2 separate regions of the Mus musculus genome follow, and region 2 is linked to region 1. The links are chromatin loops, found by intact Hi-C in ENCODE. Cell type or tissue: heart. All regions are shown on one strand. Each heading gives the region's core, and the rest is flanking DNA. Links, peaks and the distances in the headings are about the cores only.

Region 1 (10,451 bases), core at 1,198-9,197:
TAGGATAAAATAATTGGATGGGATATAATCTCAGAGAATTGGGGATTGGAACCATTCCAAAACTCAGTTGTATTTTCTAAATCCTGGAAAAAGGAGTGATATATTTAAAAAAAAAAATGTTGGTCTTATATAGACATGGTTACAACTTTTTGTTTGTTTTTCGAGACAGGGTTTCTCTGTATAGCCCTGGCTGTCCTGGAGCTCACTTTGTAGACCATGCTGGCCTCGAACTCAGAAATCCGCCTGCCTCTGCCTCCCGAGTGCTGGGATTAAAGGAGTGCGCCACCATGCCCGGCGTTTACAACTTTCTTTGGTCAGGAAAAGCACAGTCCAATCCCCATCTGTCCTTCGTTTGCTGCCATAGTAAATTAGCTTTTGTGCATACAACTACACCAATTATCTTATTCAGCTGCAGCTCAGAGACTGACAGCTGTCTGTCTGAGCTAATACTGCAGTGTCAGCAAGGCTGTGGTCCTTTCTGAAGGGTTGTGGAAGGGGAGAGGCCAGATAGATGCCTTTCCTGCCCTTTGGAGGTTGACTTTGTTTCTTGGTTCATGTCTCTCCTCCACTGTCTTCAGTCAATACCACAGCATCTCCATAGGCTGCTTCCTTCATCTCGTGGCTCTCTCCAGCTCTCTTCTGCCCCCCACCCACTTTTCAGTTGCTATGACTACTCAGCACCTAGGTAGGTAATTTGGAACAACCTCTTTTAAGATCAGCTGATTACCAAACTTTATTCAATCTTAAACCTTAATGTCCCCTTATGTATTAAAAGGTTCTACATGAATCTCCTTGGGAGACATTATTCTGCCAATCACATCGTTCCTATTTTGGTTATGTAGCTATTTCTCATAGGGCCCAAAGTTAAGGTTAAAGAAATTAGAAAGTTGGAAGCTATCAAAATTGCAAGTAGCCAATCTGAAGAGTCCTAAATAGAGCCCATTGACTTACTTTGAATGCAACCTATACATGCTATAAATGGTTTCCCAACAGCAGCAAAACATTTACTAAACATCACAAAGCAGGCTTCGCAGCTCATTAGGAAATGAGGGAACAGTAGCCTAACTCAAGGCATGTCCCAAAGGCCACACAAATGATCCCTGACAGTCTACAACAGGGTTTAAATTCCCAGTAGACTATGCAAGGATACCACATGTATTATCTTTAGTCCAGGAGAAGTGGGTCTGCATTGCAGGGAGTGGGAGAATGCCAAAAATCATCTGGAAAAGTCTACAGATTGTGTGTACCTTTTCAGCCCATAATAAAAAAATTATAGCCGAGCAGGGGAGACACATGCCTTTAATCCCAGCACTTGGTTGATAGAGGCAAGAGAAGCTCTGTGAGTTCAAGGCCAGCTTGCTCTACAGATGAGTTCTAGAACAGCCAGTGCTGTTACACACACAAACTCTGTATTGAAAAAAACAAAACAAAAAAGGAAATAAAGAAAAGAAAACAAAGAGAAAAGGACAAAAAATAAGTATAAAAATATAGCTAAAGTTAAAGTAATCAAGAATACAGGATGGCCGGGCGTGGTGGCACACTCCTTTAATCCCAACACTCAGGAGACAGAAGCAGGTGGATTTCTGAGTTCGAGGCCAGCCTGGTCTACAGAGTGAGTTCCAGGACAGCCAGGGCTATACAGAGAAACCCTGTCTCGAAAAACCAAAAACCAAAACCAAAAACAGGATGACCTGGAAAAACAAACAAACAAACAAACAAAACCCAAACAATCAAAAGCCAGGACTGGGAAGTTGGCTCAGTGGTTAATAGCACTTGTTACTCTCGCTGGGTTGCAGTTCCATCACCCACATGGTGGCTCACAGCAATCAGTAACTCCAGTTCCAGGGAATCTAACGCCCTCTTGGAGCCTCCTTGAACACTGCATGCATGTGGTACACAGGCATACACACAGGCAAAGCACACAGTAAGGTTTTCATTGGGGTGGACAGATGGGTTAGAACATTGGCTGCTCTAGCAGAGGACCTGGGTTCAGTTCACAACACCCACGTGGTGGCTCACAACTACCTCTAACTCCAGTTCCAGGGGATCTGACGCTCACTTCTGCCCGCTGCAGACTCCTTCATAAAATGAAAATAAATTTAACTTAAAACTAATAGGTTCTCCTGTCTCTACAGCCATTTATACTTTACTGATTTTCTTCAATGTTTGGAATATCTGAAATAATTGTCTTCTACATTTTCCTCCACTGGTGTGATACTACAATCATAGCTTCGGACACACTATATGTAAGCACTCTGGTTTGAAAATCCATCATTTATGAATATAGATTACAGCAACTGAGACTTGTGAAATATGCTGCAGTAGTTCTGAAATAGGTTGTACAAAATGATACATCAAACTGCTATTTACTGTGAATGATAAATAATTTGTTGTTAGTCAGGGTTCACTAGAGTCACAGAACATAGAGAATAAATCTCTCTTTATATGTACACGTGTATGTATATGTATACATATATATATATATGCATATGTCCATACACATATATGGAATTTATTGGAATGACTTACAGGCTGCAGTCCAGCTAATGCAACAATGGCTTGCGGTGAACAGAAAGTCCAAGAACCCAGTAGTTGCTCAGTCCCACAAGGCTGGGTGTCTCAGCTGGTCCTCCATCTATGCTGGAATCCCATAGAAGAAGGCTCCAGTGCCCGTGAAGGAATGGATGTGCTAGCAGGCAAAGAGCAAAAGCTTCCTGCTTCCGAGCTCTTATATAGACTTCCAGCAGAAAGAGTGAACATTAAAGGCATTTCTTCCCAATTCAAGATGTGGATCAAAGGCATGCATGTGTCTTCTCATCTCAAAGGTCAGAACTAGAAATGGACTCTCCCACTCCAGACCAAACAAAATCTTTCACAGGTTATGTCCTCCATTTCCAGATTGTGACTCATTCCAGATAGACAAGCTGACGACCAAGAATAGCCATCACATATGTAATCTCTGACAATGACACCAGAATCTTGTTAAGAGGGTGTTCATATTCAGAGGATGCTGATGGGTTCTGGTGTGCTATAGTAAGCATCAACTGAAGGAGGCAGTATATACACTTTTATATGAAAATCATGTTTCAAGACGTCAGTGGTGGCTTGGCTCAATGATAGAGGGCTTAGCTGCCATACTTGAGGTCCTAGGTTCAATTCTTAGAAGTTGTATTAGTCAGGGTTCTTTAGAGTCACAGAACTTATGGGTAGTCTCTATACAGAAAGGGAATTTATTGACGATTTACAGTCTGTAATTCAAGTCCCCAACAATGGTCAGCAGCAGCAGTGAATGGAAGCCCAACATCTAGATCAGTCCCACAAGGCAAGGAGGCGAAGAAGAGAGAGAGTGAATCTTCCTTCTTTCAATGTCCTTATGTAGGTCTCCAGCAGACAGTGTGGCCCAGATTAAAGGTGTGTGCCACCATGCCTGGATCTGTCTGGGACTTGCTTTGTCCCGGATGACCTTGAACTCAGAGATCTCCCTGTCTTAATCTTTAATTCTGAGCCACTATGCCTCAAGGTCTCCATGCCAAAATCCAGGTCAGAAACTTGTATCTCCCAGCCTCCAGATTAGCTCACAGGTGAGAGCTTTCCAATTCTGGATTGTAGTTTATTCTAGATAGAGTCAAGTTGACAACCTGGAATAGCCACTACAGGACTGAAGCTGTGTGTGTGTGTGGGGGGGTGGTGGTGAATGTTAAAGGAACAGTGTTTCCAGCTGCTGTGGGACAATGGGATATAGGAGGGTGCTGGAGCAATGTGCAGAATAGACAATAGATTTGGTGTTACATTCTAGAACACTCCACCAGAGTCTTCACAAGAGAAGGGTAGTAATAGGGACTGGTAAGAACTGGGACGAGGACACTGCTTTTCATAAAGTAAATGGGTTTTCTCTCTTTTACACAACACTCTTAAGAGAGAGAGAGAGAGAGAGAGAGAGAGTGTGTGTGTATACATATTTACACACACACACTCAGGTGTATATATATGTATATATACACTCAGGTAAAACACTCACATAAAATAAAATAGTGATTTGTTTTAGTTTGTTTTGTTTTGTTTGAGACAGGGTTTCTCTGTGTAGCCCTGGCTGTCCTGGAACTCACTCTGTAGACCAGGCTGGCCTTGAACTCAGAAATCTGCCTGCCTCTGCCTCCCAAGTGCTGGGACTAAAGGCGTGCTCCACCACTGCCCGGCTTCACTGTGCTTTTTATCTATTATACTTATAAATTAAAACATTATTGTGGGGGCTGGTGAGATGGCTCAGAGGGTAAGAGCACCCGACTGCTCTTCCGAAGGTCCAGAGTTCAAATCCCAGCAACCACATGGTGGCTCACAACCATCCGTAACAAGATCTGACTCCCTCTTCTGGTGTGTCTGAAGACAGCTACAGTGTACTTAAAATAATAAATAAATCTTTAAAAAAAAAAAAAAAACATTATTGTGTTGGAGACAAGACTTATTCAAATATGCTGAGATGGCCGATCTTCTTGTGCGGGCCCAAACGAAACAAGGGGTGGAGAGGACGACAGGCTAATAGAAATGGAAAGGAGAAAAAAAAAGACCTTTAACTGGAGCTAGTCATTTGGTTGGTATTTAGTTTTAATTCAATACATATTTATATAGCAGTTTTCCTATATCTGGAAGTAAGATACTTTATAATTTCTTCTCCCCAAGAGTCATCTGTTATGGGGTTCTGAGGTGCAGGCACTCTATTTTGCCACAGTTGTTCAGAAGCTTAAAATTATACTAAATGGTGTTTCTGAGAAACCATAGCAACTGAGTTCTGTTACACAAAATGTTTTCCCCTTTGAAGCCTAGGCTGATTCTTTTGTCTCCTGAAAAGCCTGAAAACTGTTCACTCACCACAGAGGCTTGCGCGTCCATCCACCTGGGGGCGCCAAGCACTCTTGTTCTTTTTGAGTCGTGAACCCCAGAGGACGTCGCTGCCTTTATAGATAAAGGTGATGTTTCTTTAAGAAACTTCCCCCCACTACAGGGCGGGGAACAAGACTGAGTCTACGTTGGTGGCCAAAATAGCTTGTAAGTCTTGCAATGGACTCTGGAACACTGAGTTTCGGTGCCTTGAGGTAAACGAGGACTGCGGGACGCCGGACTTCAATCCCCATAATGCCGGGCGTGAGCCCGCGGTGCTGCATGGGTAATCCTAGAGGTGGCGGCCATCTTGCGTATGAAACTGCTCCAGCCTCGCGTCTCTTTCCAGCTCCGTTTAATAGCTACGTTTTGGACGGTCTCTCGTCTTCCCGGAGGTTCGTGTGTTCGCGGAAGTTCTTTTTTTTTTTTTTTGGAGGGGGTGGAGTGGGGTGGGGGAGGGCTTGGAGAGGAAGATGGTGGAAGTGCTTACAGAGCGATGGGTCCCGGTGGAGGTGAGGGAGGTATTTCCGGTTTCGTCTGAGCGAACGGCTGGCGCCTGCACCTCCGGCTTTGACACAGCTCTCGCCTCACTGCGAGCGTGGAAGCCCCAAGAGAAGCCTGTCAGCCTTCGGGACCTCCCCGGATTCTTAGAAGGGATCTTGACGTTTTCCTTAGGGACGGAGAAGCCGGAGCGCCCCTGGCCTGGCAGCCCGCCCCCGGTCAGGAGGCCTTGGGGGCCCGGCAGGTAGGGCGCTGACGACGTCGGTCCACCCTGCTGCACTTGCTTGGTTGGCTCTTGACGTTAGATTGAGGACATGGGAGCATGTGGCCGAGGTGGGGGCTCTTTCCGGGAACCTGGCTTTTCTCCGCAGTTGGAGCTTCCTTCGTCTCTGCTAATGGCTTGTCGCCTTTCTTCTCGTTTGTAGGGTTTGGGTTTTGATTCCAAGAGCAGGCCAGATGTGACCAAAAGAGCGCTTTTGGTTTCTTAACGCCCCTCCCTCTATGACAAGAGAAGCGAAGTTGTGATTTTTTTAAAAAGACATAGTCTCTCCCAACCAGGCTGCTCTGCAACCCATTTGTGTAGCCAACCCATACTGGACTGGAAATCTATTGATAGGATTACAGGTTTGAGCTACCACGGCCTGTCAAGAGTAATTTTAATTACATTTATTGACAGGGTCTTGGGTAATACAGACTGACCTTGAACTTACTGTGTAGTCCAGGCTGGTCTTGAGCTCCTTTCAACACCTGCCAAATGCTAGTGTTGCAGTCATAGACCACCCTGCCTAAAAAGTGTATTTTTCAAGTTAGAGAAACTACTAGAAAAGATGAATGATTTGATTTTTAAAGTTTTCTGATTATTTTCCCTAAGCATAATTTGTATCATCACTAAAACTCAAAACTTTTTTTTTTCCAAATTATTACATTCAATTGGAAAACTGCTTTTATACTACTTAAAAGAAAAAGACCCCACAAAGACTGCGTTTTTAGTTAACCTGGTATTTGGATGCTAAAGAGAGATAATTGTTTGGAAGTTAAAGTATATACTACAAAAGACATGATGATTTTAAACAGGAAGGTATTTGTGGTACAGTGTACTGAAGGAAAATGAGATTTTGTAACTTGTGATTCATGTAAAAGAGTTGTCTATGAGCCCGGATGCCAGGGCAGGGCTCTTGACTGTAAAGATGAAAAGGAATGCAAGGACGCAGGCAAGGCTATCTTGTCTGAGTTGACACCATCTGGCTGGAACCTCCCCTCTGTCTATTGCCCCTTGGCGCCGGGTAAAGTCATACATCAACTGGTTGCTATGTGAACAAGATAAGCCCCCAGCCCACAAGAACAAAGTCCTGATGCCCTTTTGCTGAAGCCAATAGTGTGTCTAGTGTGTAGCTATGCTGAATTCCACACCCCTAAGCCCCTCACCCCATAAAAACCCCTAGCTTTTGAGCTTCGTGGCCGACATCCGTTATCTCCTGTGTGGGATGCATGTCGGTCCAGAGCTCCGTAATTAAACGACCTCGTGTAATTACATCGAGATGGTCCTTCGTGATTTTTTGGGTGCACGCGAATCAGGAATTGAGTCGGGGTTTCCCCACGATCTATCAGTACCATAGGCAACTTAAATGTCAACTCTGTATCTGTACATACATATATAAATACATACAGTATGGATTCAAGTTTCCAAATTTAAGTTTGTTTTTTGGTTTTGTGGTTTTTTGTTTTTTTTTTTTTTTTCGAGACTGGGGAGACAGGGTTTCTCTGTATAGCCCGTCCTGGAACTCACTTTGTAGACCAGGCTGGCCTCAAACCTAGAAATACGCCTGCCTCTGCCTCCCAAGTGCTGGGATTAAAGGCGTGTGCCACCTTAAACTCTAGGTTCTTAAACTCTAGAGTGGATTGTTTAAAGATAGGACTGGTAGCACAGGCTTGTAATCTCAGCAACTCAGAAGGATGGAAAATCCAGGGCATTACTGTATTCTACAGAGTGAATTTAAGGCCACCCTTGTCAACTTCGTGAGACATTCTCACAACATGAAAAAAAGACATCGGGTATAACTCTGTAGTGAGGTGCTTGTTTAGCTTGCATGAGATCATGTTCATTTTCTGTACCTCCAAAAAGAATGAGGTGCACATATTTTTAGATGATATGAACTTCAGACTCCTCCCATAAATTATTATGACAGCACTTAAAATAAGTGATTATAAAATTACAGGCTGGGCTGGTGAGATGGTCAGTGGGTAAGAGCACCCAACTGCTTTTCCAAAGGTCCGGAGTTCAAATCCCAGCAACCACATGGTGGCTCACAACCATCTGTAACAAGATCTGACTCCCTCTTCTGGAGTGTCTGAAGACAGCTACAGTGTACTTACATAAAATAAATAAATAAATCTAAAAAAAAAAAAAAGGACACAAGATCGTCTGACTTCTTTAAAAAAATAAAATAAAATTAATTACAGGCTGCTGACTGTAGTTGGGAAGGTCTTACTTTTTTTTTTTTCTTTTGTTTTTTAAGACAGGGTTTCTCTGTATAGCCCTGGCTGTCCTGGAACTCAATCTGTAGACCAGGTTGGCCTCGAACTCAAAAATCGGCCTGTCTCTGCCTGGCTTTAGAAAATAATTTTTGATACAAGCATTTAATAGTGAGACCGGCCAAGCGTAGTGGCGCACGCCTTTAATCCCAGCACTTGGGAAGCAGAGGCAGGTGGATTTCTGAGTTCCAGGCCAGCCTGGTCTACAGAGTGAGTTCCAGGACAGAAACCCTGTCTTGAAAAACAAAACAAAGCAAAAAAAGTTATTTTCTAAAATTCCTCTCATGAAAACACATGTGTTTATATTCTTTAACGGTGTGTCCTAATAATTGTATGCTTTACTCCTCAGATGCCTTATAGTGAGGTTGAAGCTAAGTTTTTGGGACCTGGAAAAGAACAAACAAGAGAACCATGCTATAAAAAATTGAAATCAGCTGCAGATGATGGTGTTTCCCCCCTTCGAGGTGGTCCTGATATTCACAGAATCCAAGAAAAACCCAGAAATAATAGGGTCGCGGTGGCCACCATTAACTTCAGAAGACGTGTTTGTCCTCAGGAAGACAAAACCAGTACAGATGTGTTAAAGCCATTGCACAAGGAGATGCCTGGTGATAAACTGGGTGGTAGTGAATCCATCGGTTCCCCAGCTTTGCAGGATGGAAAGCCTTCACCACTGGCCAAGGATGATGAAATCTATAGCACAAGTAAAGCATTCATAGGCCCCATTTACAAACCCCCTGAGAAAAAGAAATGCCGTGAAAGGAAGAGTGAGACAGATACTTTCAGTAGTATAGATAGCAAAAGAAGACAAGAAGAAAAACAGAAATCTAACTCCAAAAAATTGGAGATGGATACAGAATTATCCCAGTTTTACAAAGAAATTGAAGAGCTGGAAAATGAAAATGAAGCTTCCCAAGGCAGTTGTACGGAACCAGAACCTTCCGAAGAACCAATTATTTCTTATGACTGGGCCTGTAATACTCTAAAGTCTGAGGAGGAAAACAAAGATCTCAGTGATGTTCTTCAGTCACATTGTGGTTATCAAGAGTACTTGGAGGATGAACCAGACTATCCCTGTGATGAGCAGTTGATGCCTGCATTTTGTGAAACTTCATTTCCTTCCTTCAGGCCTGAATGGCAGTCCATGCATCCTTTTGTCATACCCCATGATCCTCTTTCCAGTTTTAATTATTTTAATTTTCAAAGATTTGGTACCCCACTACATCCATCACCAGATGTTTTCCATGGTCGAGATGACTCTCAGATGCAGAATGGGTGTTACGTAGACAGTTATCAGGATGGCTGGAGCTGCTTGACGTTTGATCAGAACGATGAATATGCTAACTATGATGTGACTAGCAATAATGTTCATCCCTTTAGAAATGGCTGCAGTGTACAAGATGAAAGTGTGAATAATGGTTTCTGTGAAATCCGAGAGTGCTGGCAAGATCCTTCCATGGACAAGCATAATGAAACAGACAGGTTTGTGAACCAGTGGTTTCAAGAGGAGAAATTAAATAAATTGCAGAAATTGCTTATTCTTTTGCGAGGCCTCCCCGGTTCTGGAAAAACAACATTGTCTCGGTAAGTAAAAGACCTGAGTGAATACTTGATTATGAATTCATTGCTTAAAAATACATGAGTTATCAGTCATAAATGCTTTTGTATTTCTAGTAAATCCTTTATATGCTATATTTGAGAGTGACATCTGACTGGAAATACTAAGATGTACAAGAATGGGAAAGGGAGAATTTGTGTATATTTAGTTTCTCTTAAGGGCTTTACAACTAAGCTACAGTTAAAGCAGCAACAGAAGCAATGCTGCTTAGCCTTTATAACTTCAAAGAAGGTGGGCTCTGCACTAGAAAATCTGGGCTCTGGTACTTTTTCACTGTATGCTGTTGAGCGTGTTTTGCTGTCTTTAATAGGGGAATAAGAGATAGCTATTTTCTTAGAATTTGAAAAAGAAATAGATAATCAAAGGAAAGAAATATTGAGTGTATTAAGCATTATGCCATGTTCATACCTGATTGGGAGAATCTATATATGTGTGTGCGTGTGTGTGTGTGTGTGTGTGTGTGTGTGTGTGTGTGTATGCATATTTTCCCTTTTTTTGTTTTTTTTTTTGTTGTTTGTTTGTTTGTTTGTTTGTTTTTCGAGACAGGGTTTTTCCATGTTGCCCTGGCTGTCCTGGAACTCACTCTGTAGACCGGGCTGGCCTTGAACTCAGAAATCCACCTGCCTCTGCCTCCCAAGTGCTGGGATTAAAGGCATGCGCCACCATTGCCTGACATACATAGATAGTTTCATTCTCTGTATGGGTGTTTTGTTTCCATTACATCTGTGCACCACTTTCTGGAGACCAAAAAAAAAAAAAAAAAAAAAATAGCATCAGATCTCCTGGAACTGGAGTTACAAACAGTTGTGAGCCACCATGTGAGTTCTGGGAGTTGAACCCTGGTCCTTAGAAAAAGCATCCAGTGTTCTTAACCACTGGTCCATCTCTCCAGCTCTGTGAGATTGAATTACTATAGTTTTACAAA
Region 2 (8,000 bases), core at 1-8,000, 110 kb after region 1:
ATGTGTAAGGGTGACAAATCACTTGAAGCTAGATTACAGACAATTGTGAGCTGCCATGTAGGTGATGGGAATTGAACACGGGTCCTCTGGAAGAACAGCCAATGCTCTTAATTGCTGCAGCCCAATAAACTTAATTTAATAGTAATTTAATAGTTCCTCTGTGGAACAACATACAATTTTTAAAAAGCTTTTTGTATATTCATCTATTTAACGTGTACATGTGTACCTGTAGCTACAGGTAGTTGTAAGCTGCCTAACACGGGTACTGGGAACTTGAGTAAGAGCTCTGACATTCTTAACTGCTAAGCCATTTCTCTAGACAGAATTCTGCTGTGTCCCCAGCTCACACAACTTGCCATTCTGCTGCTTAGTCCCTAGAGTACGTGGGACACAGACACATGCCACACAGCTGGCTAAAAAAGCAAGCTCTGCCTGCTTAAAAATAAATTAATTAATAAACAAATTAATTAATTAATAGTATCTAGGTGTAGTGGTACATGTCTTTAGTTCTAGCACTCAGAGGAGGCAGAGGCAGGCAGATTTCTGTGAGTTCAAGATCAGTCTGGTCTACAGAGCGAATTCTAGGACAGCCAGGGTTACACAAAGAATCCCTGTTTCAAAAAAACCATGAAAAAAAGTATTTAACTTGAGCATGCATAAGTCAGAAGAAAACTGGAAGGAGCTGGTTCTCTGCTTATACCCTTTGGGTCCCAGGGATTGAACTAAGGCTTTGGCTCGGCAGCAGGAGCCTTTACCAACTGGCCTTCTCTCTGGTCCTTCGACTGCACATTAAACTATGTGAATGTCATACATGAAACTCTCAAACTTTTTCATTCTCTACTTGATGCAGAATCAAGGACTTGCCACAGAAATCCTCCTGAAAGATGCAGTATTTCAACATGGGCTTGCTCTAATGGCCAGCAGGAGAGAGCTTCCCAGTGGGCTGGGGACTGAGGCTCGTCACCTGGCTCTTCCTCACCTCAAGGTGATCTGGGTCTGATGCATACTGCACTGCTGCATAGAGCTCTGCTCCATCCTGCAGAGCATGGACTTGCTGCCGTGTGAGTGTGCGGGACAGCACACACCGCTGTGTTGTGTCTTCTGCGGGAGGAAGGGAAGAAAGCAACAGTGATCGGCTAGAACCAAAACTTGGGAGTGAAAACCATAGAGTCAAGCAAAAGCACCAAAAGGAGGGAGGTTAGACAAAAAAGAGCCACAAAGAGCAGCAGGACAGCTCAGCTGATAGTGGCACTAGTCACCAAGCCTAACAGCGGGGTCTGATCCCTGGGACCCACAAGGTAGGACAGAAAAGCTTTATAAGCTGTCCTTGACCTTCTGTACATGTGCTGTGACAGGAAAGAAAACATTAAAAACAAACAAGCAGCTGTCTACTAATAGCTTCATTTAAGAAGAAGAAGAGGAAGAGGAGGAAGAAAAGCAGCAGCATCAGAAGACGACAATGGTGACAACGACTGTTGCAGTCACAGTTAAAGCACTACACATAGGGGTTTATTTGTAACTTGTAACTTAAATAACTTATTTTTCATATCGATCGGTTTATTCATGAAAATGATATAATCTAATGATAATTTTAAATAAGCTAGATAGTGCAAGTCCAGTCTATATTTTAAAAGTCCATTTCTGAGTAAATGTGTACGTGTGCTTGTATGAAAGTGTGACACTGGCATGTGGTGCATGGGATCCCCTGGAGGTGGAGTTACGGGTGGTTATGGGCAGTGCAAACTGAACTCAGGTCTTCTGCAGGAGCGCAGAACACTTTTTTTTTTTTTTTGGTTTTTTGAGACAGGGTTTCTCTGTATAGCCCTGGCTGTCCTGGAACTCACTTTGTAGACCAGGCTGGCCTCGAACTCAGAAATCCGCCTGCCTCTGCCTCCCCAGTGCTGGGATTAAGGGCATGAGCCTGGCTTTCATTTTTTCGTATATGTGGTATTTTTTTAAGTTAAAAAAAAAAAAAGCAGATGCAGATTTTTTTAAAAAGCAATTACTCGACGAGAACTCATGTAATTTATAAAACACTGTAAGAAATAACAGCTTGGCCGGGCAGTGGTGGCGCACACCTTTAATCCCAACACTTGGGAGACAGAGGCAGACCGATTTCTGAGATCAAGGCCAGTCTGGTCTACAGAGTGAGTTCCAGGACAGCCAGGGCTACACAGAGAAACCTTGTCCTGAAAAACCAAAACCAAAACCAAAAATAAAGTTTGTAATACGAAGCCCATTTTACCTTCGTGGTCTTTAAACTCTGTGTGGACTTTGGTGAACAAGGCCTCTAGTTTCTTCTGCTGGGCCTCTGCAAATCTCAGTGCTTCCTTCTCCTCTTCTCTCTCACTACGAAATATGTACAATCCAGACACTGTCTTCTCCACCCACTGACAATGTAAAAAAACAGCAAGGAACATTCAGATTCTCTCCAAAGAAAGGGATTACATGATAAGTTTCAAAAGGCACCATACCTGTAAAGGGTACACTCTCTGAACAATGATATCCACACAGCCAACATTTCCTCCGTCACTGAACAGTGAGGACAAGGGCAGAGGGAAGGGCCTGGGGTCACGAAAGAACCCCAGCCTGCTGTGCCAGCGAGCAGGCCTTGTGCTGTTTGCAGAAATCTGCAAAAAGGAAAGAGGAATTCAACTAGCAAGATTTTGCTGAAAGGACCCTGATATAGCTGTCTCTTGTGAGGCTATGCCGGGGCCTAGCAAACACAGAAGTGGATGCTCACAGTCAGCTATTGGATGGATCACAGGGCCCCCAATGGAGGAGCTAGAGAAAGTACCCAAGGAGCTGAAGGGATCTGCAACTCTATAGGTGGAACAACAATATGAACTAACCAGCATCCCCCAGAGCTCGTGTCTCTAGCTGCATATGTATCAGAAGATGGCCTAGTTGTCCATCAGTGGAAAGAGAGGCCCATTGGTCTTGCAAACTTTATATACCTCAGTACAGGGGAACACCAGGGCCAAGAAGTGGGAGTGGGGAGGAGGGCTTGGGGGACTTTTGGAGTAGCATTGGAAATGTAAATGAAGGAAATACCTAATTAAAAAAAAAAGGATTAAAATTCTAGTGAAGTATGTAATTTGTTCACAAAACTATTTGTTTGAAGATCTTTAATTATAAGGGGACTTAATTGCAATTTTAATGTTACTAAGTAACGGAGTACTTAGCATGGCATCATTTCAATTGAGATAGAAAGATAATCCTGTACCCTCCACCTCCACTGACAATCCTCTGATAAATACATTTGGAAGCTTTTGAAATCAATCAATCAATCAATCAATCTTAAAAAAAGAAAAAAGAAAAAAGAAGTTAAACACAGGCCAGTCCATGGTGGTGCACACGTGCAATCTCAGCACTGGAGAGGCAGAGGCAGGTGGATGGATCTCTGAGTTCAAGGCCAGCCTAGCTTACAGAATGAGTTCTAGGACAGAAAAAAAAAAGTTAAATACAAACTAAATTCTACTTTACGACTTTCTATCATTCTTTTGGGATCTTTTAAGAACATTTGTGGGGCTGGATCGATGGCTCAGTTGTTAAGAGCACTGACTGCTCTTCCCGGGGTCCTGAGTTCAATTCCACACAACCATCTGTAATGGGATCTGATGCCCTCGTTTGGTGTATCTGAAGTCAGCTGCAGTGTACTCATATAAATAAATCTTTTTTTTAAAGATTTATTATTATATCTAAGTACACTATAGCTGTCTTCAGATGCACCAGAAGAGGGCGTCAGATCTCATTACAGATGGTTGTGAGCCACCATGTGATTGCTGGGATTTGAACTCATGACCTTCGGAAGAGCAGCTGGTGCTCTTAACCACTGAGCCATCTCTCCAGCCCTAAATAAATCTTTAAAAAAAATTATGTCCTTGAAAATTAGATCACATATAATGAGCTGGTATGCTGTAAATATTATAGACTATCATGTAGTAGTAATGGGATCCGATGCCCTCTTCTGGCGTGTCTGAAGACAGTGACAGTGTATCCACATACATGAAATAAATAAATCTTTCTTTTTTTAAAAGAGAATATTCGTGTGTGTGTGTGTGTGTGTGTGTGTGTGTGTGTGTGTGTGTGTGTGTGTAGAGGGTGCTAAAGAGATGGTTCAGCAGTTAAGAGCACTGATTGCTCTTGCAGAGGATCTGGGTTCAATTCCTAGCAACCACACAACTACACATATGCTCACAACTCTAATTCGAGGGGATCCAATTCCCTCTTCTGGCCTCAGAGGGAACTGGCTGCATATGGTGCAAAGGCAGGAAAAACACTTATACTCATAAAATAAAACTTTTTTTAAAATCTCATAAAAATGACTGATAAAGGCAAAAAAAGTGAGTAAGCAAAAACTGTACAAAAGGGAAACTACTTCAACAGAATGTATTTCTCAAGAATATTTCTACTGTAGGGCTTGGGGTATAATCTACTGTAGTGCACCTGCCCAGAGTATGCAAGGTCTGATTCTCTAGCAGTACATGTGCATGCACACACACACATACTCAAACTCACACATACACTTCTACTACAAAGGATCAATGCTATTTAAATATTTCAAATAGAAAAATAGGTGAGGGGTGGGAGGTGGCTTAACTGGTAACGGTCTTGCCCTGTATGCATGAGGATCTGAGTTCTATCCGCAAAAGCACTGGGAAAATGCCAGGTATGGTAGCATGAACTTGTAATTCCGGTGCTGGGAGGAGGGGACAGAGGCACAGATACCTAAACTCAATTCTGGTATAGACTGACTCTTACTCATTAACTGCAAGTTCATCTAGCTCAAGAAATAGCTCTGCCTCCCCTAACCAGCAGAAACTGTTAGAAAAATTTGCTTCTTATATTACTAGTACATTGTCAAGAAATTCTATCCTTACGATCGAAGTAAACACATCATTTTAAATAAATTACCGCTCTGGAATATAAGGGAGTTACGGGCTGGTCCTTGTCCAGAGTGTACAATAATGTAGCTTACCTTTAGCCTTAGGGAGTCTGGGGCTTCCAGAGGTGCACAGGCATCAGGAGAGCCCACCAGCTCTGCTCCCTGAGTAATGATCTTCTGACCCACAGTCAGTTTGCCACTCTTTACAAGAGCCATGAGTGGAGGGTCTAGCTGGGCCCTGACAGCGTACCACCCATCTGTGAGTTCGATCGTGTCCACTTTGTTGGCATCCTCACCACTAGTTTTACCGCCTGAAGTTTCAGACACCTTTGTGCTTGGTGAAATGATGTCAGAAATACAGAGAACAAGGGTTTTTGCAGCTGTGTCATCCCTCTCCAGTATCTTCTTTAGAGCCGATCTCCTGCTGTTGTCAATTTCCACATCGTATCTGAAAAGGAACCCAAGATGCTGATTCTAGCAACTGTACCCCTGGGGGCTCACTGTAAACAAAGCCAGCGGATACTTGAGAAACAGTGGAGCTAGTTCACTAGGCTAGAAATGCAACAAAGTCAAGAGAGCTTGTGGTGCTACAATGAGGACAGAGGTTAGATCCCAGCACACACATAACAAGCTGAGCAGAGTACATGCCTGTAACTCCAGCTCTGAGGTCCCTGGAGACAGAGAGACTGCTGGGGATTGGCTTCCATACTAGCCAAGAAAGTGGGAGCTCTAAGTTCAGAGAGAGAGAGAGAGAGACCGTGCCTCAAAGGAATAGGCAGAGTGTGCTAGTGGAGGACTCAAATGCCCTCTTCTGGAGTGCATATCCACACACACACACTCACAAATAAATAAGCAAAAAATTTTTAAAAATCAGTTAATTAAGCCAGGCATGGTGACACATGGCTTTAGTCCCAGTACTTAGGAGACAGAGGCAAAGGATCTCTGACTTCAAGGCCAGCTTGATATACAGAGTCAATTCTAGGATAGTCAGGGGCCACACAGAGAAACCCTGTCTCAAAAAACAAAAAATTCATCAAAGATATACTGAAAAGATAATTCTTAAGATTTTAGCTAGAACATAGACCGAACCAACAACCAAAGACTATGCACGGGCTGGACCTAGACCTCCTGCACATTTGTAGATGTGCAGTGCAGCTTGGTCTTCATGTTGGACCCTAACAATTGGTACAGGGGCTGTCTCTGACTCTGTTGCCTGCCACTGGATCCCCTTCCCCTAAATGGACTGCCTAGCTGGGTCTCAATGGGAGAGGATGCACTTAGTCCTGCTTGGACTAGATGTCCCAGGATGGGGTGGTACCCAAGGTAGGCTTCCCCTTCTCTGAGGAAAAGGGGAGAGGATATTGGGGGAAGGGACTTGGAGGGGGGCTGTTACTCAGAACTGGTTTATACACCACCTTTGTTATAGAAGTCAGGAGCTACACAGGAAACTGCAGACTGAATGACACAGTCACTTACTGCCATCCTTTCAACTTGCCTGTATTTCAGTTGAAGCAGCACTCTTTCTGGGTTTAGGCATCTATTAGCAAATTCCTTAGGAAAAGCAAATTCCATAGCTGCCAGTTTCCATACAATCCACCTGTAATGGTTAGCAACCCAGATGCTAGAAATAAGCTTTGGATCCACACCTGGAGTGTCACACAGAGCCCTGAGCAAAGAAATATACAGTACAATAAAAACACAGAATAATATCAGATCCCTCAACCGTCACTATTCTCTCGTACGCAATCACGCAGAAGCTTGTGTGTGTATACACCAGTGTATAGCTTCTGAGTGGTTCATGTCTATGTTCTGAGATTTTCTGGTTACATTACTGACAGTTATAGATTTCTGTTTAAATTTTAGTGCTTATAATTTTAAATTTTATTAAAGTATACAGTGAAAAAGGAAATGACAAAAATGGGAGAATACCATAAGGCAAATTCAAATTCAACTTTCTCCCATAATATATAAAAATACAACCAATTTAAAGAAAACAAAAAATATACTTCATTAAATCCCAAAATAAATCACATTCAATTTTTAAAAGATTTCAAAACAATGTCTAGTGAACTAAAATACATTTTAACAAAAGAATCCAGATTAAAAAGAAAATGACTAGCAAATTTTAACTTGAGTCATAAGGAAAGAAAAGAGAGAGAGAGAGAGAAAATACAAAGTTAACACAAAATCTCTTTCTCCACACAGCACCTATAAAATTCTTCTTTTCCAGCCTTGCCATCATTGGAGGGGATCAGCCATCCACCATCTGCCAACTGAAAGCCTTTGCCAGCACACAGATCTTCTTTACCAAAATGATCCTGAATATCAAACTGAAAATACTCAGCATTTTTGCTATTAACGTTTATGCACTCTTTAGAAACGCCGTATATATAGAGCTGTACAAAAGAAACAATAGAAAAATGTGATAAAAAAATTAAAAAGTGAAATACAGACCTAGAATATAAACAAAACTAAACTTATCCAGAACTGTTCACTTAAGTACTAAAATAGTCACTATAGAACAGTTAACTGGCCCAGGAGGATAAAGGAGTGACAAAGTGGTGCTTAGCATGCAGAAAACACTGGGTATGAAGCACACACACACACATACACATGCACAGACAAAACAACACAAGCCCCCTCTATACTAGAAGCATGTTTATAAACTGCTTGTGTATTCAAGAGTTGGTTACACTTTTTATTTTCTCTTGTATCTTCCTGTCATTAAATCTGCCACAAGAAGGCACTGTGGGAACAAGCAGATAAGCAATGTCTGCCTTCTCCAGTGGCAGGCTGTGCTTCTTCAGTAGTACATATCGTAAAATGAATGAAACACAGATCAGCACGGCCCCTGCACCAGGCAGACATCCAAATTCACAAAATGCTCCATTATGCTGTACAAATAATGGTGCTAATAACTTCCTTTTAGAGCCCAGACGTAAAAGTGCAGAGGGCCCTATCAGGTGTTTGCTTCACCCAAACATGACCAACCAAGTGTCTTTCCCTTTACACAGTAGCTCTGGGGTCAGACCCGTGTGTTGGAATATGACTCCAGGCTGTTATCCTTCAGCTGCTACTTAACCCTCTCTGTGCCTTAGTCCTCTTGCCTGAC

The links. A loop is a pair of places that touch in the nucleus more often than their neighbours do. Peaks named below come from ENCODE experiments on the same cell type or tissue, not always from the same donor. Only the 100,000 strongest peaks of a DNase experiment are listed, where the experiment ranks them.
Region 2: a loop joins it to region 1, with 2.1 times the contacts of the local background. A loop is called at or near these places in 2 of 42 quality-filtered maps.

The regions. Positions count from the first base shown.
Region 1 is chr5:150,660,320-150,670,770 of GRCm38, reverse strand. It overlaps N4bp2l2 (NEDD4 binding protein 2-like 2), which reads left to right and starts at 5,159. Exons shown (of 6, transcript NM_201369.3): 1 at 5,159-5,270; 2 at 8,258-9,492. The coding sequence starts at 8,258. In heart, for the core only: a CTCF peak has its summit at 4,888 (motif pointing right); a DNase peak (open chromatin) is centred at 5,070; H3K4me3 peaks cover 2,413 bases; H3K27ac peaks cover 1,653 bases.
Region 2 is chr5:150,551,491-150,559,490 of GRCm38, reverse strand. It overlaps Brca2 (breast cancer 2, early onset), which reads right to left. Exons shown (of 27, transcript NM_009765.3): 16 at 7,097-7,284; 17 at 6,384-6,554; 18 at 4,982-5,336; 19 at 2,475-2,630; 20 at 2,246-2,390; 21 at 980-1,101. It overlaps Gm42529 (a long non-coding RNA gene), which reads left to right. Exons shown (of 2, transcript XR_001785034.1): 2 at 851-1,062. It also overlaps the pseudogene Gm23641. Among named protein-coding and RNA genes, the nearest start is that of Gm42529, 5.5 kb to the left of the region's middle. In heart, for the core only: CTCF peaks have their summits at 3,942 (motif pointing left) and 7,614 (motif pointing right); no DNase peak of the experiment used is centred there.